Linked DNA regions of Homo sapiens: all the other regions are linked to region 1. A link is a loop called in an ENCODE intact Hi-C map of the cell type or tissue named here. Cell type or tissue: B cell. All regions are shown on one strand. Region 1 has its middle 27 kb from the start of SYK. Region 2 overlaps SYK (spleen associated tyrosine kinase). Region 3 has its middle 100 kb from the start of MIR4290HG. Region 4 overlaps SYK (spleen associated tyrosine kinase). Region 5 has its middle 190 kb from the start of MIR4290HG. Region 6 overlaps SYK (spleen associated tyrosine kinase).

Region 1 (5,000 bases):
ATCTCACTGTGGTCTTAGTTGTCCTGATGACCAATGATGTTGAACATATTTTTATGTGCTTATGAACTCTTTTCTGTTATTTTTTATGAAGTGTTTGTCCAATATTTTGCCCATTAAAAATTAGATTGTCTTTTGATTATTAATTTGTAGAACTATAAAAGATATATTCTGGATTGAAGTCATTTGTCTGATACATATTTGGCAAATATTTTCTCCTAATCTACTGCTACCTTTTTCATTTTCTTATCATTGTCTTTTGATAAGCAGAAGTTAATTTTGATTAAATGAAATGGAACAATTTTCTTATTTTTAGATGAGTGCTGTTTTTTACCAGCCTGAGAACACTTTGCCTACCACATTAGATATTCTCTTATTATTTTGAGAAATTTTATTGCTTTTATGTGTAATAGAACTCTGATGCATCTTGAATTAATTTTTTGTATAGTGTAAAATAGGAAGTGAGTTATTAATTTTCTACACAAATATCCAGTTGTTTCAGCACTATTTCTTGAAAGGACTTTCCTTTTCCCTTTTTCATTGCTTTGATGCTTTTGTCAAAAATCTTGTAATTGTATACATGTGGGTCTACTTCTGGAATTTCTATTCTGTTTAATTATCTATTCATCCTTACACCAATACCATACTGTCTTGATTACCATACTACATTAAGACTTGAAATTAGGTATTTATTTCCCTATTTTATTTTTCAAGACTGTTTGGGTTATTGTAGGTCTTTTTCATTTCCATATAAATATTAAAAAATTAGCTTGTTAATTTCTACAAACAAGCCCTCTTTGGATTTTGGTTGGTATTGTATTGAATATATAGGTAAATTTGGGGAGAAATGATACTTTAACAATAGTGAATCTTTCCATCTATGAACATAGTATAACTCTCCATTAATTTAGGTCCTTTTTAATTTCTTTTAGTGATGTTTTATAGTTTTCAGTGTACAGGTCTTACACATCTTTACTTATTTCTAAGTATTTTATATTATTATAAAATGGTATGTGGTTTTTTTGTAAGTTTCATTTACCATTTTTTATTGATATTATATAAGTATGCAATTGAAATTTATATATTTACTTCGTATCCTGAGACCTTAGTAAGTTCACTTTTGTGTTATAGTGGTTTCTTTGTAAATTCCTTAGTTTTTTTTATGTAAACAGTCCTGTCATCTGCAAATGGAGGAAGTTTTATTTTCCTTTTCCAGCTTTATATTTTTTATTTAATTATTTATTTTTCTTGCCTTATAGCAATGCCTAGAACTTCCAGTACAACCTTGAGTAGAACTGGTGGATGTGAACATTTCTACCTCCTTTTTCATCTTAGGGAAAAGTGTTCATGTCACCATCAGTATGACACAGGCTATAAGTTTTCTATAGATGCTCCTTATTGGGTTGATAAAGTATCCTATTTCCTTATTGTTAAGTGCAATTTCTCCAAGAGTCTTTGAGGTCTCTTTTCAGTTGAAGGACTTTTAAAATGCCAATAAATTCAAAAAGCATTATTTCACAAACAGTGCTAATTATGTTCTGTTCTCTAAGCATCAACTCATTTAAATCTGAAATAAGGTCAGGGTGCTATTCTTTACATTTTCTGGCAGAGGAAACTGAGGCACAGGTTGGCAGAAAAGGTTCTCAAGATCAGACATCTAGGAAGTGGCAGAGCCAGACAGTCTGGCTCCTGAGATCATAGGCTAGGCTGCCCCTATATCCTTACGCACGTGGTTACTGTAAATCACTTCTGCCATCACTTGACCATCTGAAAGTAGCAGATGCTACTGAAAAACACCTTCTTTTTCGGGGTGGGGAAGGGATGACTGCTGAGGGTTTTAGTAGGAGTATATTTCTACAGCATGGTTACAGCATCCTACATTGCAGAAATGTAAGTTGACCTAAACTATGTATTCATACATGTGATTTCTCTTTTATTTCCTCAGAATATTAAAAAAATGAGGATACTGATTTTATTCCTCAAAAGAAGTTTAAGTCTTGCTTTTAGTTAGTAGCTACCTCCATAGCTTTCCATAAAATATATATTTTCCTTAACTCAAGAGATAAGAAAGCAACTGTCTTCATGACCCAAAGCAGTATCTTTTCAAACGTTGTATTTGGCAAGATAAACATATTTAGTTTTTATAATCTCTACAGTGTATGTTCTTTGCGCTTTTCCAGTATAATACTATATATTTTATATACAGCAACAGAAATTGGCATGCATATTTTTATATGCATCAATATGTGTATGTGAATTTATACATATACTCTGTCCATACGTGTATTTCGTTTAGGTGTGAAATAGTAACAATGGCTCCTATTTCCTCAGTGTCCACTTTGTGTAGGCAACCAGGGGCTTTATATTTTCTGTCTTTAATTCTTACAAAAATTTTGCAAAATAAGTATTGTCACTCGCATGATCCAATGAGAATTTGGAGACAGGAAAGATTAATCACTCCATTGAAGGAATACCGGTAGTAAGTAGTGAAGCTGGGATTATTTCTGGAATTTCAATCCAAACCCATTAGTGGTGGCGATTTGAATGATTCTTGCACAATGGCCCTAGTGCTGTGTGGCTGTCCAGAAGGAAGGACACAGGAAGGACAAGCGCTGGTGTTGAGGCAACGTGTGGGCAACCCTTGCTAGCACATGTGTTGTTTGGTGGCATGAGGTTCTCAGTTAATATGAACCACACCTGCTCAAGCTTGTTTACTGGAGGCACTGCTCCCTCAGCAGGATCTAATGGGAATGCCCTCATTTGGTTTTGGTCACAGTCCTGAGAGTGTGACAAACCACATAAAAGGGGAACCAGGCCTCCTACCAGGTGCCCAAGGGTGTTGCAGACCAGGGCCACCTCTTTTCTTCGATGTGAGTGCTGAGAAGACTTGCTTAGCATGTGCTGCTCAAAAAATACTTGGGAGTGAATGAATAGAAAAATGGACAAATGGACTTTTCTATGGTTCAGTCATTAATAGCCCCTGCCCTCGAGCCTACCGCCCCAGCCCAGCTGCTCATGGCCTATGGAATTTCCTCCTCACTTTGACAGTTGCACTAGCTTCACATGGCCTTTTGGGAATAGCACCTGTGCTACCCTCCAGGTGAACTGCTCTGTAGGGGGCAAATGTGAGCAAAGCGTTAGGCCCAGCCCACAGGGAATGTTTCCTTGTGTGGGGCAGTGGGGTAGGCCAGGCGCAGTGTCCAGGACACATGTCCACTGAGATGGGTTGTGACTGGGGGATGGAGCTAAAGATGCTCATGAAAGCCCAGGATGCCTTGGGGACAGTGGGAGGTTTGGCCTGGGATGACTCCCCTCCTCATCCCTAGGCAGACATGTGACTTTGGGTCCCTATGTCAAGTCCTGAGAGTTTTCAGTTTCTGCATCTGCAAGGAGGAAGTTGGAGCAATAATAACCAACATTTGTTAGAACACGAAGTGTCACATACTCTGCTTACAACTTGATGTGCATTTTATTCTTTAATCTTTGGATAAGTGGCCCCAGGGATTATCGCATCTCACATATGAGAAACTGATGCTTAGAGGGGTTGACAACTTGCCCAAGATGGCACAGCTAGTACCAGCACAACGTGAGCCTGACTCCAAACCCACACTTCCTATGTGACCCTCACCATCCCGATAGTTCCAAGTGCACTTCTGACCTCCTGATTTTGCCCCTGGAGAGTGAGAGACTTTGCAACTGTAACAACCTCACTTCACCTTTTATGCAAATCTCATGTATAATTTTCATAAACTTTATTTTTTTAAAATGTAATTCCCCAGAGGCCTTCCCTACCTGACTTGGCCTTGGATGGGCAGCAGAGGGCAATGTAGTCTCAGGGAGGCACCCTCCCTTCCCCTGGGCTGGGAACTGTGAAAATCTAACCACTGCTAGCAAAAACCAGTCTCAGCTGGAAATGGTCTAATCTTCTTGGAGGGGATGTTGGAGAATACATAGCAATAGATTCAGATGAAATCCTGTCTCAGTAGGCACACTTAGAATATTGTTCCTTGGATGGCATTAGAAAGGGAATCTTTTTTTTTTTTTTTGTAATATAGAGTTCTCATTTTATTCCATGCATGAAAAGAAGAGATAAAGGTTTTGTGCTTTTCCTCGCCTCTATTAATAGAAGTTATTAACATGCCTATAATAGAAACCATTTCACCTTCGCTGGAACTGATGATGATGCTTCATGATAGCACAGTGGTGCCCTGTTGCCAAGTATTAGATATGGTCCAATGTCTCAAAAATTACCAGTCAAACGGATTTGTGAGTGTCACAGGTTGTTTTTAAGATCTTTATAATTATTATTTTTAGACTTGGTATCTTTTATATCCATACACTGCTAGGATTCAGATCTGAAAGTCAGATTGCCCTAATAAACTAGTAGGGGCTCCTTGGGTGACAAAGCCACTCTGACAGTGACTTCATTGGCTGTTCATTGGCCACATACCCTCGCCTGGTTCTCTGAAGAGACATCACATCGCAGGATGTGATGAACACTAGTTTTTATTTTCTTAGCAATATTTCATTAATTCTTGGTGTGTCGTAGTGAATAAATTACTGTCAACATCTTTTGAGCACCCAACATGCCAGAGCATTTCTAAACAAAGGCAATTGACAAAAGATGTAGAATACAAATGTTTGAGCGCTTAAGGGCTGGGTGCTTTTTAAGTGCTTTATCTGTATGACTGTGTTATGTCCTCACAACAGCCCTACAGGTATTATCATCATCCCCGTTTTACAGATGGGAAAACTCACCCAGAGGTGCTACGGAACTTGCGCAAGATCACAGAGCTATGAGAGCAGAGCAGGGAAGCAGCCCCGGATGGGCGGATTTCAAAGTCTGCACTCTCCATTCCTACTCCTTCCTGCTTCTCAGTGTCAGCAAGAGCAAATCTCATGAGCTCTAGAGCATCCTGGCAACCTTCTGGGAGGGATGCTCTTTACCTTGATCTATCTATGTTGGGTTCCAGAATCTTCTCCCTAAATGTAAATGTAACAGG
Region 2 (5,000 bases), 96 kb before region 1:
ATGAGATACTGCCAGATTATGGAGAAAGTTACAGAAACAGAGACATTAAGCTTAACGTGACAGTCACTTATCTTATGACACACACTAAATCCTCATGTGCCTTATTCATATTACAAGGCGAGAAACCAAAAGCAGAATAATGAGGTCACAATGCACCACTACCGCCACTCAGCCATTGTTTCCAAACACCCGGACCTTCTTCTTTCACACGGTCTGCTGAGCACTTCAGAGGCAGACATTGTTCACCATGGCCCAAGCCTGTTGACAAGGCTAAAGGACATCTGGTCTTATTTGTAAAAATGATGTCGATGGGATCTGTTTTGTCACAGAGTATCTCAGCACTTCTACTGAACTGATTAACAGAAGTAACTATGACACATCAAAAATAAAAATAGAATATAAGCTCAAGGAGGGGGAGACATTTATTCACTGCACTCGGAACTGTGCCACGTCCACAAGGACGCTCAATAAAAATGTGTTGAACAAACACATGAATGAATGGATGGGTGAATGAATGAAAATCACTTCTAAAAACTAGGAGATGTGAAGTATAATCTAATGTGCTTTAAAAATTAGCTCTCTCTCAAGCCTTTATGCTGATGAAGAGAAATAAGAATGAATAATTCCAAATGACAATCTATTTCTTTTAAACATTTACATATGATTACAGGACTGTGCTGTGGTTTCACTTCTGATTTATAATATAATTATCCTGCCTCTGGAAAACTGTCCTGACAGAAACTGGGTGATCCCCTAGGCTTTCTGTCCTCCTCTTTTGCCCAGTTTTCTCCCGCAACCAATTCTAGGCTGAAAATAGTTTTATTTTTTTTAAAGTCTCTTTCAAGGTTAATATTTACTGTCATTTCAACTCCTTTGATTTTCCCTGCAGGCAGGCACATTCTGAGATCCAAAGACAAAACTTGAACAGATGTGGAATTAAAGGATGTCCTCGGACTAGCCATCACTGGTGAGGAGAGGGACCATCACCTCTTCTTGACATAAGACCTCCTGTCCCTCCCACTGAGGACATTATCCTGGGGTTGCAGCCTCTCTACCTCACAGAATGTTCTCCAGACCAGGAGGACTTCCAAATGGCTTGTTCCAATTAAACCAGAACGCAATTCCCTGACATATGAATCCTGCAGGGAAGAATTTTAAAACAGAGATGGGGTTGTCAAAATATGCTGAAAGGGATACTAGGGTGTCAGGAATGAGTAAGAATTAGTAGCGATGGACACAGAGAATCTAAACCCCTGGGCACAAATAATTTATACTCTCACTAGCAGTGTGTTGTTCACCCCTAGTCTATCTTGGCTTATGGATAGGGAAACAGATGGGAGATCTTCCTCGGAAATTAGAACTCCACGTTTATAGCCAATAAAGCTTGGGGCTTCATTTCCATGCTGCCCAACACAGACCACTATGTGATTATAAGCCTTTTAAGCCAAGCCACAAAGAACCCTCATGTCTCTCAACAACCCCACATCAACTCTCTCCTACCCAGATCCCTGGGCTCCCTGCCCCTATCTCTTTCTGGTGACTAACAGGACTGGAGCAAAGAATGATGCCACAACTGGAAGAATGTGGAAGAAATGGGAGGTTTCCTATTGAGTCAGTTAAAAGAACAGTAGTTACTTTATGATAAAGATGAAGATGCAAAATCCATGCTTCATCTTTCCCAAAGCACTTGGTGAATATGCCACTTAGTAGAACAATAACCAAAACAATCTCTAAAAGAAAATGCTCAGTTAAAAAGAAAAATTTGAGGAGTTTGTAAAGAATGAGCACAGTGGCATAATGATAAATTGTAAAAATACTATTCTTAAAAAATGTAATGACATTTAATTTTAATAAAAAATATATTTCCGGTCTACATTACTATTAACCTTTTATTCTTTATGTTTGCATTTGAGAGAGCCATTCTGTCCCAATCAATAAGTGTCATCTGTTCTGCACAGTGAGCAACAAGGTGTAAATGAAATGTTGACCATTCCACTTTCTTCATTTTTGCTAATACTCAGAACAGGCTCAAACCTTCAGTCCACCGCTAGATGGCATTAGCCACCTTCGCTTTCTACCTTCCAAAAGAACAACTGGTGACTTTTCTTTAAATTTTATAAATTCAGGTAAGGATATCACTCTGCAATAATAAGTCCAGTTATAAATTATTATCCCTGATTTCCTATTGGTAAGGTTTAACTGCGAATAGAAAATGTATTTGACAAGCATTCTTTGAGTGCCTATGTTTAAAAGCTGGTGATCCAAAAGTGAACAAAAGAGGAAAAAATTATTGGTCTGTGGAACTGATAGGTCCATTCAGAGTTTCCTGATTCCAGAGTATTGCCAAGTGTCCTAACATCCATTTACTAGATCTTAATTTTTACTCCCAGATTCTTGGGCCATTTTCAAATTAGGCAACAGCAGTAATGCAGATGACAATACAGTCATTAGTCATCACAATAATAGTGACAAAAGAGCCAGCTGGCTTTAGAAATATTGGCTGCAATAAACTAGGTTTGGTTTCCTTTTTTTGGTGGAATTACCCTGGTTCAGTAGACCCCCACAGGCGAGGGCAGACTGTTGGCTGGGGAATAGGCTACTATTAGCTTTGCTCTGAGATCCATGAAAATAACACTTGACCTCTGCAATTACTGTTCTCTTACAGTGAAGATCTAAAATCTGTTCCTTTATAATTATATGAAAACACATTTTCTCAAGGGTCTGGTCTACTAAGGCATTACCAAGCAACAGGGTACAACTTGAGGATGTTTCTTTCTTTTTTCTCTTCCCACTGAGCCCTGTACTTAAATGTAAGTTTTAAAATATTATAATCACCAATGTATGTGTTGGAATAAAACATGAAAAATGGGTTTTAATTGGAAATTCTGGGACACATTTCAGTTTAATCCTCTTAGGGGATGTGCCTTTGAAATGCAAAGCTGAAAAGTTCCCTGGAAGTCTTTTTAGAGATGTTGCTGTTTAATTTCCACCTATTTTCCATAAAAGAAGGATAAGGTTCTGTGCTTAAAGCAGCAGAGAAAGAAATTCCAGGACTAATATTGGGAGGGGTTTAATTCATTTAAAGACTACTAGTTGTATTCTTAAGTTAATTTTGTTTATACTTTATAAGTATGTTACTAATTTCTTTTCTTTTCTTTTCTTTTTTTGTTTTTGAGACAGAGTCTTGCTCTGTCTCCCAGGCTGGAGGGCAATGGCACGATCTCTGCAATCTCCACCTCCCAGGCTTAAGTGATTTTCCTGCTTCAGCCTCCTGAGTAGCTGGGATTATAGGCGTGTGCCACCACGCCTGGCTAATTTTTGTATTTTTAATAGAGATGAGTTTTCACCATATTGGCCAGGCTAGTCTTGAACTCCTGACCTCAAGTGATCCACCTGCCTCGGCCTCCCAAAGTGCTGGGATTATAGGCATGAGCCACTGTGCTTGGCAGTAAGCTACTAATTTCTAAAGACAAGTTTAAAATGCATCAGCCTGTTAGTAATTTTATGAAAAATTTAAATTATCTGATTCATAATCATCTTCAAATCTAAACATACTTTTCATTAACTATCTAGATGCTATAGGTAGTTCAAGTTCTAACATGTATTTTTTGTGCCTGAATTATTAAAACAACTATGTACACTGAGCAAATTAACAAGTTCAAGAAAGTTATTTATCTCTTAGCTAACATGATGGGACATTTGACATAATTCTCACAATTCTTTTCTCATGACTGATTACATAATGGAAAGTTCCCCATTTGTTTGTGAAAATATACATATTAGCTCTAAAATATTTCTGATAAGCAATTAAAATATTTTTAATCTATAGCTTAAACCTTACAACCTTGATCTTTTAAAAATTATCTGTTGATATTTTTGGCCTTATATATGTGTCATCATTAGTAATATTTATTTCCAGTTTCTTATTTCTATAAAAAATTCAATGTATACTTTAAAGTTCTTCTAAACTTAAATAGAAAGCAAACTTTTTTTTTTGCCAGAAAGGTATTTTCACAATATTAATCAGATTAATTACTCTCTACTATTTAATTTTCTGTTTTAAAAAAATTGATTAAAATTTCTTAACAGGTTCAAATTTAAAAAGATACAACAGAGTTTACAATGAAAAGTGGGATTTCTTAACATTCCCATCTCTTACTCCAGAGGCAACCAGCATTGCCAGCATTTTCTGTATTTTTCTAGGATACTGTATACGATATCAACACATTCTGCATATATGTATGTGTATGTGTGTGTTGCAGGACATTGACTTTTACACTTAAAATTATATTTTGAAAACAATTCTAGATCTCAGCTGCCTCCCATAGTAGCAATTTTACTGTAACCAATTTCATTTGTTTTCCATTGATAGGCATTTAAATTATTATCAGACTTTGTCAATTATACAATTTTGGAAAAAACACCTTCACATGTACATGATTTCACACAAATGCAAGAATATCTGTACATACTTAGAAATAAAATTGCAGAGCCTTTCTTACAGATTGCATCATTTCAGACTTCCCCAAGGAAGAGTGAAAGTGCTTATCTACCATGCCTTTACTACAGTGTTATCAAGCTTTTAAAATTTGGATCATAGGTGGACACAGTTAAGCACCATAGTTTTAACTTGCATTTCTCTTCTCATGAAGTTAAACAACATTTCATATGTTTAAGAACTATTTATATTTGCTTTACTATAAACTACTACTGATATTCCCTGCCAATTATCCTAGTAGACAGTTAATATTTTTGTTAATTATTTTTAGAATCTCTTTGTATATTAAAGCTATTAATCTATGTGTCAGCATTAGTGCTACTTACTCCCAGTTTCTCATTTCTCTTTTGATGATGTTATGGTTGTTATCTACACATATACTTCTTTATTTTTAGGTGGTCACTGATATTTTCTTCAACTTTTTTCTGACATGTTCTCCTGTAGTCTAAAGATGCACCAAAACTTATTTTCTAGGTATTTCTTTAGCCACTGTGAGTAATCT
Region 3 (5,000 bases), 630 kb after region 1:
GTAAATACTAAAAACATTAGAAGCTATCTAAATGTTCATCAAAAAGTGAAAGGATAAACAAAATGTGCTCTATCACACAATGACACAAAGGAATGAAATATTAATACATGCAACCATAAATGAATCTCAAAAGTGAAAGAAGACAGACATAAAAGTATATATGTAAAATTCTAGAAAAGCAAAATTAATTCATAATGAAAGAAAACAGATCAGTAGTTCCTTGGCCATGGAAGTAGGAGAAAGGAGGGAGGTACAAGGGGTACAAAGAGGTACAAGGAAAGTTTTTGGGGTGTAGTTATGTCAGCAATCTTGATTACGGCGATTGATTTATAGGTGTGTACTTCTGTCAAGGCTTTTTAAATTGTACACTTTAAATATATGTAGTTTCTTGCATATCAATTATACCTCAAAAAATTATAAAACCATAAAAAAAAGCACTGGGAAATTTTCATTTGCTAGTTTCTAATAATCACATTTTGAAGGCAAGGGTGCTTACCAACAGGGATTTTGTAAAACAGCCACAAAAGAGAGCACTATGAAGCTTTAAAGAATGATAAATATCTCTAGACTTCCACTTGTAACTGTGATAAAATAGGTTTATCAGATCACCATTGCCACCAGGAACAACCAGAAAACCTAAAATGAATATGTGTCGTTCATATATTACACAGATGTTGATACATAGATTCTATCCATCTATCTCTATATATCTATCTCTAGACAATGATGATCTGATAAAACTTATTTTATCATGGTTACTAGTGAAAGTTTAGAGATATTCATCATTTTTAAAGCTCCATAGTGCTCCTTTATTGGATCCTACCATATCTTTAAGAAGGGAAATTGTAATTTTAATACCTGTACTACAGAGAAGACATATTGTAAGCACAGATATTAGATTTTCTACTTAGTATATGTGTAAAGCCCTTGGGTCATGGTAGGAGGAACAATGCCTCACAAAAGACAGAAAATATGAGCTTGAGGAGGCCTGACTAGGAATGAAGACCTCGACTCATCATTGCTCTCGGGTCCTCACTAGGAAAGCATTCAAACTCCTACCTAAGCCGGCAAACATAAATGTAGCACAGCCAAGTGTTAAATTTTGAACATTTTCAACTTTCTGTACTCCCGTGGATGGATTCCTGCTAAACCATTGCATTTTCTTAACTCTGAGCATTGGCTGTTTTTATTCTTAACAACTTCCTTACAGCATACGTATGTCAAATTCAACCATTGCTTAGAGAGAAATCATGGCAAGAAAAATCAACATTTCTTCATCTACCTCTGTTTTATTCTAGGGCGCCATCTGCTGGCCAATACCTTTCTTCTTACTTTCAAAAATTGTTCTGATTAATGACACTGGGCAAATTCACAAAGAAGAAAAATTAGTTTGGTTGAGTCCATCAGCGTCCATCCAGGAATCTGGCCAAGCTGTTTTACCATTACCTCTTTGGAAGTAAAGTCAGAAGACTAAGACTCCTTAACGAGAAAAAGACACTGATCTAGATTTGGCGAGGGTGGCGGGGAGAGGGGGGTGGGAATGAGAGGCAGGGACCTCTCAGATATAGCTGTGACAAGCAGGTACATGCTTCATCCATTTTGTAAACAATGCAACAGATCAAGAGTCCTAAAAATGTCCATTCCTTTTGATTCTCAAATAAAATTCTGTGAATCTATCTTTCAAAAGGCCAGAGATGCGGGCAAACAGGTACATGTATGACTATAAATGTCTTATTTATAAAACCTTCACTATATCTATGGAGATATAGAGGCATATACAATATACATCAATTATAATTTTATATTACAATTTTAAAGTCTTGAGAATAATGTAGAAAAATGTCTAGGATACAGTGGTAGGTAAAATAAATTAGGGAACTAAACGATTTTTTAAGTATGATGCCAATTAACTACAAAATATATGAATTTAAAATAAATTGCAGAGAAAGAGTGGTTAGCTATGAATGTGGTATAGGCATTACAGTTTAATTTTAGTTTGTTTATCTGACTTTTGATATTTCCAAAAGGATATATAATAAATATTTTCCACTTTTGTAAAAACTCATATATTTAATGTGAGCCCGTTTACATTTGAAACACGTTGCAATGGTATGGGAAAAAGAAAATTGCATACTTTACTTCCACCTAGTGGATTTAGGAGAAGTTGCAATCAGAAACCCAACGCTTTCTTTAAAAGGTAAAACATTTAAAAACAAAACCAAATGTAAGAGCAGAGAGGATAGTGCAGAAAAGGGGAGAAGAGGGGAGGGAAGGGGAAAGGAGACTCAAGGTGGGCAGGAGAGGGGAAGGGAACAAAAAAGGTCATGTGCGCAGCGGCTGTATAGAAACATGCAAAATCTAAAAACATTAACATTTTAAGCAAAATGTCACCACTGGTATTTATACAGATTAAACAAGCTCTGTTTAAATAACAAGTCTCAATACATCTTCTTTAATATGATACTAGATTACCTCTACTTGTTCCGTCCGCAACCCCCAGCCCCCACTATCCAGCAACTGCTCCCTACTGGCTGCCCCAGTCTGCCCAGGCCTAAACAACAACGCCCTGCTGCCTCTGTCCTGACCTGTCACTTTTTGCTGGGGTGCCTGGCCTTCTTCACATCTCCTTTAAATATCCTGCTGCCCGAATGAGTTTTCTTTTGAGAGTTCTCTGTGCCCTTAAAAAGATCAAATCTATATTCTAACACGAATCCTTTCAAGTCGTTCCCTTGTTTAAAAATCCTCAAATGGTTCTTGTCACTGAAACTAACATCTAAATTCCTTAGAGTACTATCAGGGGCACGGGATGACCTCAACCTTGTCTCCGTTTGCAGATCCACCTCCCTTTACCCACGGTCCCCATCACAGCAGGCTCTCTCCAGCTTCAGGTGCTTGCCTGCGCTGTGCACTTTGCCTGGAATGCCTTCTCACTTTACCAACTTGTCATACCCCTGTGCACAGGCACCTGCTCCTTTGTGAAAACGAGTCACCTGGAGAATTGTAGATGTATCTATAATGATGGAACCCTAAGATATGATCTTTCCAATGGCTAGAACTAAGGGAAATTTTATGTGCATGTCTGTATCTATATAAAGATCTATATCAAGATCTACATGTATACTGACAGAACTAACTTTGGAATTAGAAGCTATGCTGCTGACAGGTTACATATTTCTGGAAAGTTATTTGCTAATTAGTGCCAGATATGATGTTAACATATCTGACAAAAAAAAGTGCGTTTTTTTTTCTTTATACCTGCAGGTTTTACACTTGGCTTAGAAATGAAAGCCAAGGTTATAAATTTGAGTTATAAGTACCTGACCGGGGAGAAAAACACAGAAGTGTTCAGAGAAGAAGGATGAAAACCAGGAGCCGAGAGTCCTAAGAACCAGGGAAGGGTTCCATTAAGCAGAGAGGAAGTGGTGATCCATGACAAAGCCAGGGCCCAGGAGGCAGGGCTGAGAACTCTGCACTGGGCAGCTGGTGGCATGCACAGAGAGAGGAACCTGGCAGAGAGATTAACGCAGGAGCAGATTCAGCAGGATAGGAGAGCGGCAGCTGAGGAAACCAAGGCAGCCAACGTGGGTCCCTTGCTCAAGAAGCAGGGCGGAAGGAAACAGTTCCCTTCCAGGCTGAAAGGACTATCTGAAAGATCAGGAAGAAGAGCAGTCTCTGGCCCGACTCCACTCCTCTGTCAGGGTGGGATGTGCAGAGCTCAGTGTCCCCCAGCCCTGGCTTGCAGGGGCAGGGGCTGTGCCAAGGTGGGGGCCACAGTGAGTGTAGGCAGCTCCAGAGTCCTGCAGCCCAGGCCTCAGCCCTCTGCCCAGACCCAGGCACAGCTCATAACTTCCTTGAGATTTAAAAAAATAAAAGGCCCCTGAGGGACACACAGAGTGTGTGAGGTACACTTACTGCCACCACCAAGGAAAAACAGTGAAAGAAAAAAAAAAAACTTTTACCTCTCTACCCCAAAAATGTCTTCCTTCCTTAGTATTCTCCAATCTTCACTCCCTTCACCACTGAATAAGAGGAGTGAAGACAGCCCCAAGAAGCTGCACATGATCTGTTTAAACAAGAGCTCGCTTGAAATTCAGAAAGAAGCCAATGGCCTTTAAAAAGCCAAACAACCGGCCAGCCTCCGTGGCTCATGCCTATAATCCCAGCACTTTGGGAGGCCGAGGCGGGCGGATCACCTGAGGTCGGGAGTTCGAGACCAGCCTGACCAACATGGAGAAACCCTGTCTCTGCTAAAAATACAAAAATTAGCTGGACATGGTGGTGCATGCCTGTAATCCCAACTACTCGGGAGGCTGAGGCATGAGAACTGCTTGAACACGGGAGGCAGAGGTTGCGGTGAGCTGAGATCACGCCATTGCACTCCAGCCTGGGCAACAAGAGTGAAACTCCGTCTCAAAAAAACCAAAAAACCAAAAAACCAAACAACCAAAGCACCCTATCCTGTCCCTTCTTACCTGAGGTACCTCCCTGTATTAGGCAACCACATACTTTGAAAATAATGACTTAGGAGGAAAGGAAGGAAAGAGCAACCCACGTTTCTTTTCCTTGAGTGCTTCTCACTCATTAGTCAGCCAAAGGTAGAGAGTTGGTAGAAAGTGTGCATATCATGAAGTGAAATAAAAGCAATTGACTTTATTTTGTGCAGCATTTCCACCATTCTGGTAAGAATGAAATACATATGCATGTATGAGCTACAAAATGCAACTGCCAATTTTATGTAAAGATGAATGGTAAAATGCATGCTAATAATTAATAATGGTAATTTGTCTTTACTTATTATGACATTAAATAGCACATTTGAAAACATCATGATAAGTCAAGAGAAAAACTATGGAAAATGTAAAAACATGATATGTTAGCACCTTTAACGGCACTTTTATTCATGTATTTTGTAAAAGTGTTCATATTTTCATTTTGTTCTGAATAAATTACGCATTCAGTTCTGTCCACAATCAGCTTCTTACCAAAGCCACCAGGAGCCG
Region 4 (5,000 bases), 52 kb before region 1:
AGAAACACAAAGTGAAGCTAAGGATGGTAGCATGAGGCATGATTTTTACTAATGTTTAGAAATAGAGGGATATTGAAATACTTGAAAACATTATCCAAACCTTCAACACCAAATTCTCTTGCTGTGCCTTCAGAACTTAAAAGATTGAAAGTGCATCAAGTAAAGGCTGATCTATCTCAACCAACACATAGACATTTTCAAGCTCTGCAAAAGACACTCAGAAATCTCTTCTCTATGCCCACCTTGCCATAATTAACACAGAAAACAGATATTACGCTTTGGTGTTAACATTATGTTAATATAAATGTTAACTGTGTAGTTATAAATAAACAACCAGCCCATCTGGTGCATTTAATTTACAATCTAACTGATTGATTCATTCAATATGCTTGTTGAGCATCTATCACGTGCAAGTCATTATGTCAGGCACCATGTGAGAGAAAAATGAACCTCCTGCCTCCCTGACAACAGGTAGGCAGAAATGGCTCACGAAAGTAAGAGAATAAGGATCTGGTCCGAGAGTTCCACTTTCATCCTGGGGACTGCGTGATTTCCAGGTTCTCTACTATCCTCACGTCTTCTTGCCTCTAAGTGGGACTGGCCAAAGCCACCTGCAGATTCTAGTTCTTGGCAGGACTCTGGCTCATGAAAGCTCACATGTCCGGTTCTTCCTGAGTGTGGTCTTCAGGGCACCCCACCCTCAGGCTCCCTTCTGGAAAGCAGGGTTCTGGGCCCACCTCAGACCCAGCAAATAGGGCATACGGACAAGAAGGGTAAATTTTAAACAGCTTCCTAGGTGATTTTTTTTTTTTTTTGAGACGGAGTCTTATTCTGTCACCCCAGCTGGAGTGCAATGGCACGATCTCCACTCACTGCAACGTCTGCCTCCTGGGTTCAAGCAATTCTCCTGCCTCAGCCTCCTGAGTAGCTGGGACTACAGCGCACACCACCACACCCAGCTAATTTTTTGTATTTTTAGTAGAGACAGGGTTTCACTATGTTGGCCAGGCTGGTGTCAAACTCCTGACCTCATGATCCGCCCACCTCGGCATCCCAAAGTGTTGGGATTACAGGCGTGAGCCTCTGCGCCTGGCCTGCTTCCCAGGTGATTTTTAAGCACTCTAATGTCTGAGAACCTCTGCTATAATCTAATATTGCCCTATTCAAGTGCTACAGTGTGACAGGGAGGCAAGTTGACCACGTTCAGTGTGAGCGAAAGCAAGTTGCCACTTGCCACGGGTGGGGAAGGGAGCCAGGGAGGACAGTCAAGTCACCGTGCTGTGCTGGTGACCGGGCCAGGCTGCAGGCTCAACCTGGGAGACATCTCTGCAGTTCTTCTCCACCAGGAAGAAGTACATGCCTCATCATACAGGTGTGCTCAGAGAAGGGGGAAGGGACGCACACGCAACGCACACACAATTGGTAATTAAAAAGAGAGCTAGCTTTTGTGAATAATTAACAGAACACTGGGTTGCAACCAAAATTGCCACTTAGCAATGTCCCTTGCATGCTCTTTTGAGCAGAAGAGGACAGGGTGGGGTTGCAGCCAGCGGTGTGGGGCGCATATTGACCCTGAGTGGGGCCAAGGATGTCTCCCCAGTGAACTGCACCATCTACCATGTCCCAGGGCCACCTCATCACTCACTCTTCTCTGGGGAAAAACACAAACAACCAACAAGATGCTAGAAAAAAGAACTCACGTTGAATATGCCTGATAGATCTTACTATATTGCTTTTATCTGGGCAAACCACATATGGATGATGAGAAGGGCAGCGCAGTTGCAGGCTTTCCTTGATCCTGCCCTGGTACCCATCCCAAGATCCTTTCCTACTCAGCTGTGAAGGCCTGGGCGGGGCGGGGGGGGGGGCGGGGGTGAGGCCACAGCAGACTGCAATGACAACAGCCGGCAGACCTAACATCTCTTGTCTGTGCCTTAGTGCCTTGCTGAAGTTTCCCGCTTTCAGGCTCTATTTTACTTTTCCATCACTACCTTATGAGCATAATCTTTATGGGGATCCTGCAGCTGCTAGAGAAACCAAAACACCTGACTTAAGCAAAAAGGACACAGTAAATGTGGATTAAGAAATATCTAGAGTTTTACTGAATGTCTATTTAAAAAAAATCGCTAGCATTCTTTTTCCTAGCCAGTTAAAAAATAATTGTGGGTGACTCAGGACTGCAAGATATTACAGGAGCTTATGATGGTCTCCTGAGATTTTATAATTGTCTTTCATAAACCTGAGACATAAATATACTCAATGCTTAAAGCAAAGTGGCATAGGTTATAGGAAGGAGAGAAGGATGCTTTAGCTGCATCATAACTGCAGGCAAGACAAGATGGCAAACCGCTAAACCTTCCAGCTCAAGATGGACATGTGCTCAGTGGAAGAATGTTAGCGGCAGAGGAGAGGAAACGCAGATGCAGGCATGAAACCTAAGTATCCCTCCTACAGACACCCACAGATGCGCAGAGCCTGAGGTTAGGGTTTCTAAATATGCTTGATTCCCACAAATTTGACCTACCTCCCTTTCCTGGATTCAAACGCAGATCTGGAATCCCAGGCGCTGGGCAGTATAGAATGTGGGAAGGGAAGAAGCACACAAATCTGAGAGGAGTATCTTAAAAGGAAAACAGCTGAAACAGAGAGAAAGCACAAGACAGGCATCAACAAGCCAGAGTGCTTCCTGCTGCTGGACGATGTCTGTAATTAGGGAAATGGGCTTTTCCTCAAAGTGTCAGCATGCAAAACAAACCAGAAAGCAGAAGTGTGAGATCCCCAGCAGCACGGGGCCTCTTTTAATTGCACATTCAAAATGAAGTAATGCTCTGAGACATGGATCCCTCCAGAACACACACCAGTTGAGGAGGGAGTCAGTGGACAGGGCTGTGCCATTTAGTGCTTAGCCAGCCTGGAAATGCCCTTTCCCAAGTGTTTTTACCAAAAATGAACTTGGTCTTGAATTGCTGGAATGGGTATAGCGAGGTTTTCCTGATTGTTTTATGTTTTTTTAAAAAGTCCTACATCATAACATGTATCAAATTCAACCAGAAGATTGAACCAAATAGGAAGAGCATCCTTGAAAAGATCTTAATGGAGACCTCAAGATGCTAATTGCCAGCCAGGAGACTGAAAAAGTCAAGCAGAGATGGTCTTAATGGCGGAAAGGCCAATGTGTAGGGCAGAGGAAAGAAGGGTGCCAGCTCTCTCTGTCCCTGTTCCCAGGCCTCCTGGTCAGACAGCTGCTCATGGTGCTAGCAACAGATGCAACTTTACAGAGCACCTCTGACCAGCTCCCTCAGGGTACTTTTCAAGCATCTACTAACATTCCCTTACTCTGTGAAGCAAGCAGCTTTTTAATTTCCCACTGCAGTCTGTGACATCCTCCACACTCAAGAAGGGCCAGAAGCTCAGCCAGGGCCCACTCCACAAAAGGCCGTGAAACATCCCTGGAAACGCAAGATAAAAAGGAACCCTCTCCAGAGCTGTAGAAGCTGGAAGGAGTCATGTTGATGAGTTTACTGGGGTGGGGTTAGGAGCCTCGCGAGGGAAGTGTTCAGAAACACAACAGTAGGCAATCTGCACCTGCACCCCAAACTTGTGAAAATGACAGCTTCATGAAAAACAAGTTCTCATTTTATAGAAGATAAACTTCAGCCACAGAAGAGGTTGGCTGTACATCTTTAGTGCTGGCCAGAATGGCCATGATGATGAAGGTGATGAGGATAATGCAAAACAGCTATTCCATGAGTACTTGACTCAAAGGTTATCAACTGATGTGCACAACATCCCTAATGGTAGATACTATTGTTATCCTCAATTCACAGACCTGGTCATCGAGCCTCAGGAGGGTCAACTGGCTTGCTGAAGAACACACAGTATGTGGTGGAGCCAATATTTGAAGCCTGCCTCTTCTCTTAGCTACCATCTTCAGGTGGCAGTGCAAAGGCCCTCATAGTCAACCCATCCAAATGTAAGCTTGGGGCTTTCCTGCCTAACTTGGAGCTCCTTCTTGTTCCCTGGAGCTGGGTTCTCAATGTGCGTCTCTGGACCAGCAATGTCAGCATCACCAGGAAACATGGAGGATATGAAAATTCTTAGGGTTCCACCCTGACCTGCCAAATCAGAAACTCTGGGGTGAAGCTCTAGGTTTTGTATTTTAAAGGCTCAAGTTTGAGAACCTTGGCCCAAGAGCTCCATCCATTTATGAAGATGAAAATCCAAGCTCTCTTAGATCATTCCCTTCTCTACACTGCTGAAAGTCAACCCCTTGCCAATCCCTCCCATCTCACGTCTCAGCCTCCCACACATGCCTACTTGTCTCCAAAACCACATAACATCCTTTTCCTCCACATCTCTTTTGAGTAGCTCTGGCTGTCAGTGCCCCCACCTTGCTCCCTTCCTACATGTTCTAAGCTGTGGCCCTTTTCTCTGCTAAAAATCCTCCACTGTCCAGGCTACCCTTTGAGCTCAGGATAAACATGTCCCTGTCCCCACAGTCAAAACTAACATGCTTTCCTTTTGTACCACTGACCACTGTTTTGACTTAATTTACCTTTACTTTCTAGCATGTGAATTTTTGATGAATGTCTGTTTGTCCCATAAGGGCAGAAATTGTATCTGTTTCTAGTAAGACTTGAAATTGAGTAGTGTGAGTCCTCCAACTTTGTCCTTTTTAGTGGGTATTGTGTTGGGTATTCTAGATCTTTTACCTTCCCAAGTAAAGTTCAGAATCATTTCATCATTAGCTACAAAACAGCTTGCTGGGATTTTGATTGGGATTGGGTTGAATCTACAGATCAAGCTTGGCAGAATGAACATTTTAACAACATTGAGTCTTCCAATGTACGAACATGGACTACTTTTCCATTTACTTACATCTTCTTTGATTCTTCCATCATTATTTTGTAGTTTTCTGCATACAGATCCTGTACATATTTTGTTAGATTTATACCTAAGTATTTTCTTGTGTTTTTTTTTTTTTGTCTTTTTGGTGCTAT
Region 5 (5,000 bases), 550 kb after region 1:
AGGGGGTGTACACCACCCCTGTTTGTAAACATCCCCTGTGATATTGTTCCAAATGGCCTGTGAAAGAGTAAATATGACTCCCATTATCGCGGGGGGTGTTCAGCCCTGATGATATTGTTTTCTAACATCCAGGGAAGGAGAGTATGCTATTACTCCCAATATCGCAGGGGTTGTACACCCTTTTGTGCTTTTGTGCCCAATATCCAGGAAAATAGAGGATGATATTACTCCCAATATCGAAGTAATTGTACAGCACCCCTGTGATATTCTTCATCATATCCAGAAAGGAAAAGAATGATATTACTCCCAACAGCTTAGTAAATGTATACCCGCGCTTTGATATCTTTCCCAATATCCAGGTGGGGAGAGGATCATATTACTTCCAATGTCGCAGGGTGTGTACACCCCCTCTGTGATCTTGTTGCTAACATCCAGGTTTGGGGAGGACAACATTACTCCCAATATCGCAAGGGGAGTACACTCCCCTGTGACCTTGTTAGTCATTTCCTGGCTGGAGAGGATGATATTACTCCCAATATCGCAGGGAGTGTACACACCTCTGTGAAAATCTTCCTAATATCCAGAGGGAGAGAGGATGATATTACTCCCAGTACTGGAGGGGGTTTACACAGCCCTGTGATACTCTTCCTAATATCCACAGGGAGAGAGGATGATATTACTCCCAGTACCGCAGGGGGTGTACATAACCCTGTGATATTGTTCCTAATATCCAGAGCGAAAGAGGATGATATGACTCTCAATATCGCAGGGGGTGTACACCCCTCCTGTCTTATTGTTCTGAATACCCTGGGAGGGAGAGGATAAGGTTACGTTGAATATGGCAGGGAATGTACACCCTCCCACTCTGATACCCTTCCTAATGTCCAGGGGAAGAGAGGAAAATTTTACTCCCAATATCGCAGAGGCAGTACACCCCACCTGTGATGTTGTTCCCAATATGCAAGGGGGGAGAGGATGATACTACTCCCAATATCGCAAGGCTGTTCACATCCCCAGTGACATTTTTCCTAATATCTAGGGGAGAGACAATTATATGACAGCAAAGGTCGCAGGGTCTGTACATCCTGATATTGTTCCTAATATCCAGGGGGGAAGAGGATGATATCAAATATGAAAGGGGGTGTACACCCCCCACCCCTACGATATTGTTCTTAATATTCATGAGGGGAGACGATGATATTCCTCCAAATATCGCAGGGGTTGTTGACACCCCCCTGTGATATTGTTTCTGGTATCCAGGGGGGAGAAAATCATATTACTTCCAATATTGCAGGTGGTGTATACCCCACCTGAAATATGGCACCGAATATCGAAAGAGGGAGACGATGATGGTATTAATACCAATATCGAAGTGTGTGTACACGTCCCTTGTGATATGGTTTTTAATATCCAGTGGGCGGGAGGATGATATTAGTCCCAACATCCCAGAAGCTGTACACTACCCCTGTGATATTGTCCCTAACTTCCAGAGGGGAGAGGATGATATCACTCCCAATATCTCGGAAGTTGTACATCCCCCGTGATATTGTTCATCATATCCAGGGAGACACAGGATGACATTCCATTGAATTTCACGACAGGTGTACACGCACAGTGTGATATTGTTCCTAATATCCAAGAAGGGAGAGGATGATATTACTCCCAATAAAGCAGTGGGTGTACATTACCCCTGTGTTATTGTCTCTAATATCCGGGGCCGGGGGAGGCGGGGAGAGGATAACATTCCCTCAAATTTAGCAGGTGGTTTGACGCCCCTTGTGGTGTTGTTTTAAATATCCAGCGGGGAAGACAATAGTACTATTTTTGATACTCCGATTCATCCGCTCCACCTTTCCGGAACTCTGAGGCTGGGAGGCGGCATGCAGTTTCCGTGTGATCCCCAATACCTTTGCCGTCTTCTGTACCAAGGCAGCCAAAAACGCAGGCCCGTTATCTGAGCTGATCCGTAAGGACAGTCGAAATCTAGGAATCAGATCTCGAAGGAGCACAGGGTTTACTTCACCAGCTTTCTCAGTTTGTGTTGGATAGGCCTCCACCCACCCAGAGTAGGTACGCCCAAGAACTAGTAAATACTTGGTACCTCCACACTTTGGCATCTCTGTGAGGTCTACCTGGAGATCTTCAAAGGGGACTGCTCCATAAGCTTGTATGCCGGGCGGAACGGCTGGACCTTGCCTCGCATTATGCTCTCGGCAGGTAACTCACCGCTGCCTCAGCATTTTGGCAAGGGCTGACAAATGTGAGATGTAGCAATACCGGCCTAACAACTTTTCCAGTGACTCCTGACCTACATGGGTGATTTCTTGCACAGCCAGTACAACTGCAGCTCCTAGCAACTGTGGCACAGCTACTCTCACATCTGGTAACTGAATCCATCCTCCCTCCGTCACTTGTCCTTCCCTCTACCTGGAGAAAGTCCTTTTCTTCTTTAGAAGAAGTAGGTCCAAGATCAGGTGCTTGAGGGAGCACTGATGCCCGGAAGGGGGCAGATGCTGCTTTTCGAGCCTCTGAGTCAGCGCGGGAATTCCCCAAACCCAGCAAGGTGGAAGCTCGCTGGTGTCCTCTGCAATGCATGACTGCCACCTTGTGGGGTTCCCATACTGCTTCTAATAATTGCAAGAATTCTTGTTGATATTTTCTATGTTTTCCCCCAGAGTTCAATAGGCAGGCCCTTTTCTTTCTATCACGCTCCATGCACTTGAAGGGTTAAAAAGACATACCGAGAATCAGTGTAAATGTTTACAGTCTCACCTTCACTGAGTTCTAAGGCCCGAATGAAAGCAATGAGTTCAGCTTTCTGGGCTGAAGTGGCCTGGGGCAACAATCTGGCTTCAACAACAGTGTCCAGGGTTACCACTGCATACCCTGCATCTCTCTCTCCTTGGGGGTTGAAGAAGCTGCTCCCATCCACATATAGTTCCCAGTCTACTGATGCCCAAGCCTGGTCCCGGAGGTCAGGTCTGCTAGAGTCAACTGAGTCCAACACTTCTACACAATCAGGCTCGACAGGGCTCTCTGATACCGGGAGCAAGGTGGCGGGGTGTAGGGTGTTACAAACTTCAATGGTTATACAGGGATTTTCACAGAGCAAAATTTGGTGCTTGGTGAGTCTGGCATTCGTTAGCGAATGATGTCCTTTAGTATTCATTAAAGTCACCACAGCATGGGGGGCCTTTATGTTCAGGTTTTGCCCAAGAGTCAGCTTATTTGCTTCTTGTTCTAGCAGGGCAGTTGCTGCCAAGGCCCTCAAACAGGGGGACCATCCTTTAGAAACCCCGTCTAGTTGTTTAGAGAGGTAGGCCACCGGCCTCAGCCAGGGCCCCACAGTTTGGGTTAAAAGTCCAGCTGCCATCTTTTCTCTCTCTGATGCATACAATGGAAAAGGCTTTGTCAGATCGGGTAGCCCCAGGGCTGGGGCTGCCAGAAGTTTTTCCTTTAACTCATGAAAGACTTCCTGTTGTTGGGATCCCCATTCCAAAGGTTTCCGGTGCCCGCCCCCTTTGTGCCCTCATACAAAGGCTTGGCTAATACTGCAAAGTTTGGGATCCACAGTCTACAAAACCCCACAGCTCCTAAGAATTCTCTCACCTGCCTTCTGCCCTTAGGCTCCGGTAGATTGCAAAGGACCTGCTTTCTTTCTGATCCCGGGCTGCGTTCGGACCCCTGTGGGATAGTAAATCCCAAGTAAGGTACCTGCCGTCGGCAGATCTGAGCTTTTGTCTTGGACACCTAATACCCACAGTCCTCCAGGTGCCGGTGTAGGGCATCTGTTCCCTTGGTGCACCCGACTGCCATGGGGTGTCCCAGCAGAAGGTCATCAACCTACTGGAGCAACACGCAGCCTAGGTCTCTGGTGGGAAACTTCTGGAGGTCTCGAGCCAATGTCTCCCTGAAGATGGTGGGGGAGTTCTTGAACCCTTGGGGAAGTCCAGTCCAAGTGTACTGCGTAGTGACACCTGACTCCGGATCTTCCCACTGAAAGGCAAACAGCTTCTGCCTCTCAGGGGCTAATCTGATAGGAAAGAAAGCATCTTTCAGGTCCAAGCAGGTGAACCAGATGTCCTCAGCTGGCAGCAACCCCAACAATGTGGATGGGTTAGGTACTGTTGGATGTAAAGTCAGTGTAGCTTGATTAAGCAAGTGCAAATGCTGTACCGGCCGGTAGTCCTTGGTCCATGGCTTGGAAACAGGCAGGAGGGGAGTGTTCCATGGAGACTGACAAGGAACAATAATTCCAAAAGTTCTTAGGTGCTTGAGATGGACCTGGATACCTTGAAGAGCTTCTCTGGGGACCGGGGCCTGTTTTTGCCTAACCGGCTGGGCCCCAGTCTTAACTGGCCAATCCCGGAGGGTTGTCTTCCCCCCGTACTCTTGGCCACCGCTTAGCCAGAGCTGGTCTTCGCTCTTGGCCCGGCTCAGTTAAGAAAAGTCTCCATTCCTCCTCTCGGGGGACCGTAAGGGTCATAATGACTCCCGTTCCGGGTAACTTTAGCAGCAAAGAGCCGTGCTGTGTCAAAGAGAGAGTGGCTCTCAGCTTGCTGAGCAAGTCCCTTCCCAAAAAGGGCAAGGGACAGTCAGGCATGTACCAAAACTGATGAATGACTTTATGTCCTCCTACAGTGCAAGTCCGAAGCAAGCAGAAAGCCTGCTTTGCTGAAACCCCCATGGCTCCGATGACGTCAATAGTCGTTTCGGATAAGGGGGCGACCGGGGCGGTTACTAGCGAATGTTCAGCACCACTATCTACAAGAAAATCAATGTCTCTACCCCCGACTGTCATTCTGACCAGAGGCTCTTTGGGGACGCTTGAGCCTGGTCTCCCTCAGTCCAATAACCCTTCTGCCAGGTTGAGTAGGGCCCCTTCCTCCTTGTCCGGGGCCTCCTGCTCTGAGTCACCTTGTTTTCTTTTGAGCTGAGGGCATTTGTTCTTCCGCTGTCCTATTTCTTTACAATAAGCACACTGGTTACGCTGCAAACTC
Region 6 (5,000 bases), 63 kb before region 1:
ATGGTCGCGATCTCCTGACCTCATGATCTGCCCGCCTTGGCCGGGCGCGGTGGCTCACGCCTGCATTCTACAATGCTTTTGTTGCAGGCCAGCCACTGCCCCCAGCCTGCTTTTCCCCCACTCCACCCTTTTCCTGCAGTGGGTCTTCTCGGGCCTCCAACCTCATTTCCATTGTTTCCCCTGCAGCCCAGCACGTCTCATACTTCCACGTGGCCTGGGGGCTCTGACACACCCAGGGCCTGAGACGCTGCTGCTCCTGCAATCCTGGTGATGCGGATGCTGGGTTCTGATGCCACCTGAGACCAGGTTCTCCATCTTCTCTGCCTTCCCTGCCCAGGCGGTGTCCCAGCCAGGAACCCAGGAGTCCTCCGCAGGACTTGCGTTCTCTAAGGTTCGTTTTCCAGGCGCCCTTGGTGCATGTTCCTTACTGCCCATATCCATGACCACTGCTTGGCGTAACCCTGTCCTTTCCACTGCTGCCCTTCACTCCTCACCTTCTGCCCTCCTGCTTCCTGACGCCTCCCTCTCCAGCTGCCCGGTCCTCCCTCAAAGCGCACATCAGCCCTTCCTGCCTATTCCAACATGCCCAGTCCACAGACCACACTGGACTGCACCGGGATGCTGTGGCTTTCCCTTCTTGTTCTCACCACGTGTGCTTTCTGCTGAGGCGTGCAGCTCTTCCTCCCAGCCATCTCAGTCATCCTTACAGACCCAGCTCAAATACCCCTGTCACTGTGTACCTGGCCCCGATGCTTGTGTCCCCTCTGCAGGGCCCAGGTTACTTTTTATGTAGTTGCAGAACAGCAGACTGCACCATCAGCTCAAACTGAGACAGTAACTTTGTAGGAACAAAATTTTAAATAAAATGAGAGCAAATACTTTTTAATTCATATAAATCTTAACATAGCTACTATTTTAAAAATTCATTGGCTTGTCACTAATCATTACATCGGTGCTGGCACTTGGGCATGAATCCCATATTGAAGTGAATGGAAAGGAAGTGAGACAGGCTGTGGTCGGGTCTTGGGGAGCATCTGCAGACCCGGAGCAACCTCCAGGCACACGCCAGGGACACTCTGTGTGGCTTTGATGGTGCATTGCAGATATGTTCGCAAGCAGGTGGCAGAAGAATGTGCTGCACTCAGTGTCAGCACCGATGTGGCTGATGGCCCTTTTCTGGCCATGTGACTTCCTGTGCCGGAGTTGACCTGGGTATGTTGGTGGTGATGGTTTGGGCAGAATCACTGGTTCACTGCAAGGACAGCTTATGGCACATTTTTGGGCTACTTAATTGGGGGAATAAACAATGTCCATGGTGTTCCTGTGCATACCTTCTCAGGACTGGCACCCACCGGCACCCACCCGGGGCCTTGTCCTGGTCTCCAACCTCCTCTTTCTCAGGCCACCTTGGCAGGAAATGGCCATCTCCATTCCAGTCACTGCCCACAGTGGCCCAGGCTGCTGTTCTCAGCTCCACTTTTCAGATATCAGCTTTCAGTCAGTATGGCAAATCCAGAGAGTCTCACTTTTCACCCAGCGTAGTCTTGGCCACGGCTGTGGCATCTCTGCCACCCCCACCAACTGAGACAGGGACGGAGCCCGTGACTTTCCCCTGCAGGCATTCCTCCTGCACACACAGACTCAGTCCTTCCCGCCTGATGCTTTTGCCAACTCACAATGCTTAACTCTGACTACAGGAACAGCTCATGGCTCAAATTCTCTTTAGCATTCCCAGGGATCATTTTCTTCCAAATAGTGTTTAGAACTTGCTCCCTATTTTTTCTTAATTCAACATTCCCAGTTATTTTTTTCCATGTGTGACACTACTTCATTCCAAAGCACGAAACTGAGAAACAAACCAGGCCACTTAGCTCCTCCTTAACTCCACCTGTACCCCTCAGCCTGCTGGGTCTGGCACCTCAGTGAACACCTGGGCAGGTAGTGGTTCAGCAAGGAGGGTTTTCAGGTGTCTGGTGAGCTCCTGAAAACACTGCAAATCCCTTGCTCTTTTGAGACCTTTTTTGTGACACAAGTTAAATGTGCACTTAGTTGTAGAAAAATGTTTTTTGACATGAAATAATCTTCTGTAATGTCCTGGGCCGCATACCTCCCTTCCCTGCCTAATTTTTCTCTGCAGCACATCTCCATAAGGCAGCAGCCCTTTAAATCATGATTCACTGTTGAATTTGAGTATTGTCTTGTTCTTCCCACCAGAGGGCCAGCTCTGGGAGGTGAGAATAGGATGACCTTGTTCACTGCCATATCACCATGCCTGGAACAGCTCCTAGTGCAGAATAAGTCATCAAAAATATTTGTTGGTTAATGGGTATTTATTTCTCTCCACTGAGCTCCTGATCTGCATGTCTGCTTATCTGACGTCCCCCCTTGGATGTGTAACAGACAAGTTGACCTCCACATACTCCAGATGAGGCTTTTGACTCCTCCTGCCACTCCCTCAGCAAATCTCTTCCTCCCTCAGTCTCTCCTAATTGAGGAAATGACATTGAGCACCACAGTTGCTGAGGATGAGACCCTGGCTGCTTTCAGGAGTCTTCCCTCTCACCAAGTCAGAAAGGAATGTGCTTTCTACCAGAAGCATTGGCCACTCACAGTGATGCAGGGAAGCCATGAGCTTGTGCAGGAGCTGAGCTCCATCTGATGCAGTCACAGGGATGGAGAATCTTGAAGCAGGTTAGATGAGCTGGTCTCCAGGTCCTCTGAGTAGCTTTTCTTTAAAATATATTCCCAAGCCATCATGTCTCCCCATAGCTCCTGAGGCTGCCCTCGTGGAAGCCACCGCCATCTCTCAGGTATTGGAAGTCTCACCTGGTCCTTCCTTTCCTTACTGACAATTCCCTACCCTGAAGGTGGAGTGAGGCTCACAAGGAACCTCTCCATCCACATCACATCGCAAATCTTCATTGCTCCTCCACAAGGCTCTCCTTGACCAGGCCCGAGACCTGCAACCTCACCTTGCTCACTATCTCCACCACACTGTGCTTCTGCCTCCAGGTTGAGGCCTCTCCTGCCTCCTGCTTGGCTTCCTCCTTCTCAGGCCTTTACTCAGAGAGTTGCATCATGATGATCCAGTCTCAGGTGCTGCTTCGGCCTACCTTGGCCACCCCCGCACATAGTTAACTTCTCAAAAGCATCTATTACCTTTGTAGCATCAACACAAACCTGCCCTTTCCCTAAAATGTGAGCCCCAAAGGTCTGGAGATTTCACTGCCTTGCTCAGGCTTCAGGGTTTAACCAGAGGCTGGCAAAATCCTGCTTGATGGAAACATGTTGCTCTTTGCTTTTTAGGATTTCCACAGTGAATATACAACTGACCCTTGAACAATGTGGGGATGCTGACCACCCACCCTGTAGTAAAAATTCATGTGTAACTTTTGACTCCCCCAAAACTTAACTAATAGTCTACTGTTGACCAGAAGGCTTACCTATAACATAAATAACTGATTAACACATATTTTGCATGTTATATGTATCATATACTATATTCTTATAGTGAGGTAAGCTAGAGAAGAAAATGTCATTAAGAAAATCATAAGGAATAGAATATATGTTTACAATACTGTACTGTATTTATCAATACCATAAATTTACTGTCATCTGTTTACAAGATGACTCATCCATCTGAAATGGCAGGCAACCATGGCTACAGTCCTCCATCTACAATCCTCATCAAGCAATTCAGCTTTTTCTTATAATGTCATGACTTCTTGGGAGCACTTCCAGCCTCACTGTGACCCTTCACATGGGACCCATGGTGTTATTCAGGTTGTACGGTATTGCACTAAACATTATGAAAAATACTTGAGAACTGCAAGAGATCACTTATTAAAGATCACTTTTTACTGCAATATGCAATTTACTGGAGAGATGAACTGCTCACACAGAGATGATGAGCATCACACAGTGATTTAGGCAGGTACTTGCAACTCTCGAGCTCATCACAATAGCAACAGGAAGTGGCTATGAAATTATTACAGCAGTACAGTGTGTACTGCAGTTAATTTTATGCAATTATGATTTAATACTGCATCTTTATATTTATTTACATTTTCCTCGACTGTGAATGGCATATAAGTATTTATGTGTAAGTTTTGATAAATTTTAATTTTAATAATAGAGTTGTACACATTTTATGGTAGTAAATGAAAAAATAGACTACATATATTTTGTGCATTCAATATACACTTAACTTTTTCTTAACTTTTTTTTTTTTTTTTTGAGATGAAGTCTCGCTCTGTTGCCCAGGCTGGAGTGCAGTGGCACAATCTCGGCTCACTGCAAGCTCCGCCTCCCCAGTTCACGCTGTTCTCCTGCCTCAGCCTCCCAAGTAGCTGGGATTACAGGTGCCCACCACCACGCCTGGCTAACTTTTGTATGTTTAGTAGAGACGGGGTTTCACCTTGTTAGCCAGGATGATCTCGATCTCCTGACCTCGTGATCTGCCCTCCTCAGCCTCCCAAAGTGCTGGGATTAGAGGCGTGAGCCACAGCGCCCGGCCAACATTTTTTATATTTCTGGGCTATGGAGTTCATCTGCAAGTTTTTAAAATTGTCAAAAACCTTCAAAACTTTTTTCCAATATTTTTGTTGAAAAAAAATCCGCATATAAGTGAACCCACATGGTTCAAACCTGTAACGTTCAAGGGTCAAAATTGTATGTTGCTTTTGTAATAAAAATGCTAAACATGCAATTGCTGTGTGTCCAGATGGAGGCTAACAGGGCCAGAATCAGAGAACCCTGGCAACTAATCTGCGAGATGCTCCAGCCCTGTGGCTGCTTCAGATGGAGCTTGGTTCCTACATAAGCTCCTGGCCTCTTAAGGGAAGGGAACTCACTCCAATGTGTGCCGATGCTTCTGTTGGAAAACACTTTCTTATCTGATTCCCCATCTCTCCTTCCCCATCTCTCCTCCTCCATTTCCCGTCTTCCAACTGTGCACAGGACAAAGAGAACACAGCCAGTTCTGCTTCCCCAAAACAACC

What was found. A loop is a pair of places that touch in the nucleus more often than their neighbours do. Peaks named below come from ENCODE experiments on the same cell type or tissue, not always from the same donor. Only the 100,000 strongest peaks of a DNase experiment are listed, where the experiment ranks them.
Region 2: a loop joins it to region 1, with 8 times the contacts of the local background. A loop is called at or near these places in 16 of 110 quality-filtered maps.
Region 3: it touches region 1 in a loop (22-fold over the local background); 15 of 110 quality-filtered maps call a loop at or near these places.
Region 4: it touches region 1 in a loop (5-fold over the local background); 4 of 110 quality-filtered maps call a loop at or near these places.
Region 5: it touches region 1 in a loop (6-fold over the local background); 7 of 110 quality-filtered maps call a loop at or near these places.
Region 6: it touches region 1 in a loop (4-fold over the local background); 4 of 110 quality-filtered maps call a loop at or near these places.

Annotation. Positions count from the first base shown.
Region 1 is chr9:90,772,619-90,777,618 of GRCh38, reverse strand. No RefSeq gene overlaps it. Among named protein-coding and RNA genes, the nearest start is that of SYK, 27 kb to the left of the region's middle. RefSeq lists an enhancer at 2,853-2,912. In B cell, CTCF peaks have their summits at 2,752 and 3,812 (motif pointing right); DNase peaks (open chromatin) are centred at 2,768, 3,348 and 3,718; H3K4me3 peaks cover 516 bases; H3K27ac peaks cover 1,418 bases.
Region 2 is chr9:90,868,274-90,873,273 of GRCh38, reverse strand. All of the region lies in intron 7 of SYK (spleen associated tyrosine kinase), which reads right to left. Among named protein-coding and RNA genes, the nearest start is that of SYK, 69 kb to the right of the region's middle. In B cell, CTCF peaks have their summits at 1,854 and 2,053 (motif pointing right); a DNase peak (open chromatin) is centred at 2,053; H3K27ac peaks cover 2,829 bases.
Region 3 is chr9:90,139,080-90,144,079 of GRCh38, reverse strand. No RefSeq gene overlaps it. Among named protein-coding and RNA genes, the nearest start is that of MIR4290HG, 100 kb to the right of the region's middle. In B cell, CTCF peaks have their summits at 1,114, 1,315 (motif pointing left), 1,855 and 2,157 (motif pointing left); DNase peaks (open chromatin) are centred at 1,309 and 2,139; H3K27me3 peaks cover 424 bases.
Region 4 is chr9:90,825,104-90,830,103 of GRCh38, reverse strand. The region is part of intron 1 of SYK (spleen associated tyrosine kinase); the gene reads right to left. Among named protein-coding and RNA genes, the nearest start is that of SYK, 26 kb to the right of the region's middle. In B cell, no CTCF peak of the experiment used is centred here; DNase peaks (open chromatin) are centred at 2,753 and 3,463; H3K4me3 peaks cover 3,870 bases; H3K27ac peaks cover 4,946 bases.
Region 5 is chr9:90,224,536-90,229,535 of GRCh38, reverse strand. No RefSeq gene overlaps it. Among named protein-coding and RNA genes, the nearest start is that of MIR4290HG, 190 kb to the right of the region's middle. In B cell, CTCF peaks have their summits at 2,405 and 2,604 (motif pointing left); DNase peaks (open chromatin) are centred at 2,325 and 2,637.
Region 6 is chr9:90,835,523-90,840,522 of GRCh38, reverse strand. All of the region lies in intron 1 of SYK (spleen associated tyrosine kinase), which reads right to left. Among named protein-coding and RNA genes, the nearest start is that of SYK, 36 kb to the right of the region's middle. RefSeq lists enhancers at 1,069-1,128, 1,169-1,218. In B cell, a CTCF peak has its summit at 2,230 (motif pointing right); DNase peaks (open chromatin) are centred at 1,154 and 2,219; H3K4me3 peaks cover 318 bases; H3K27ac peaks cover 3,831 bases.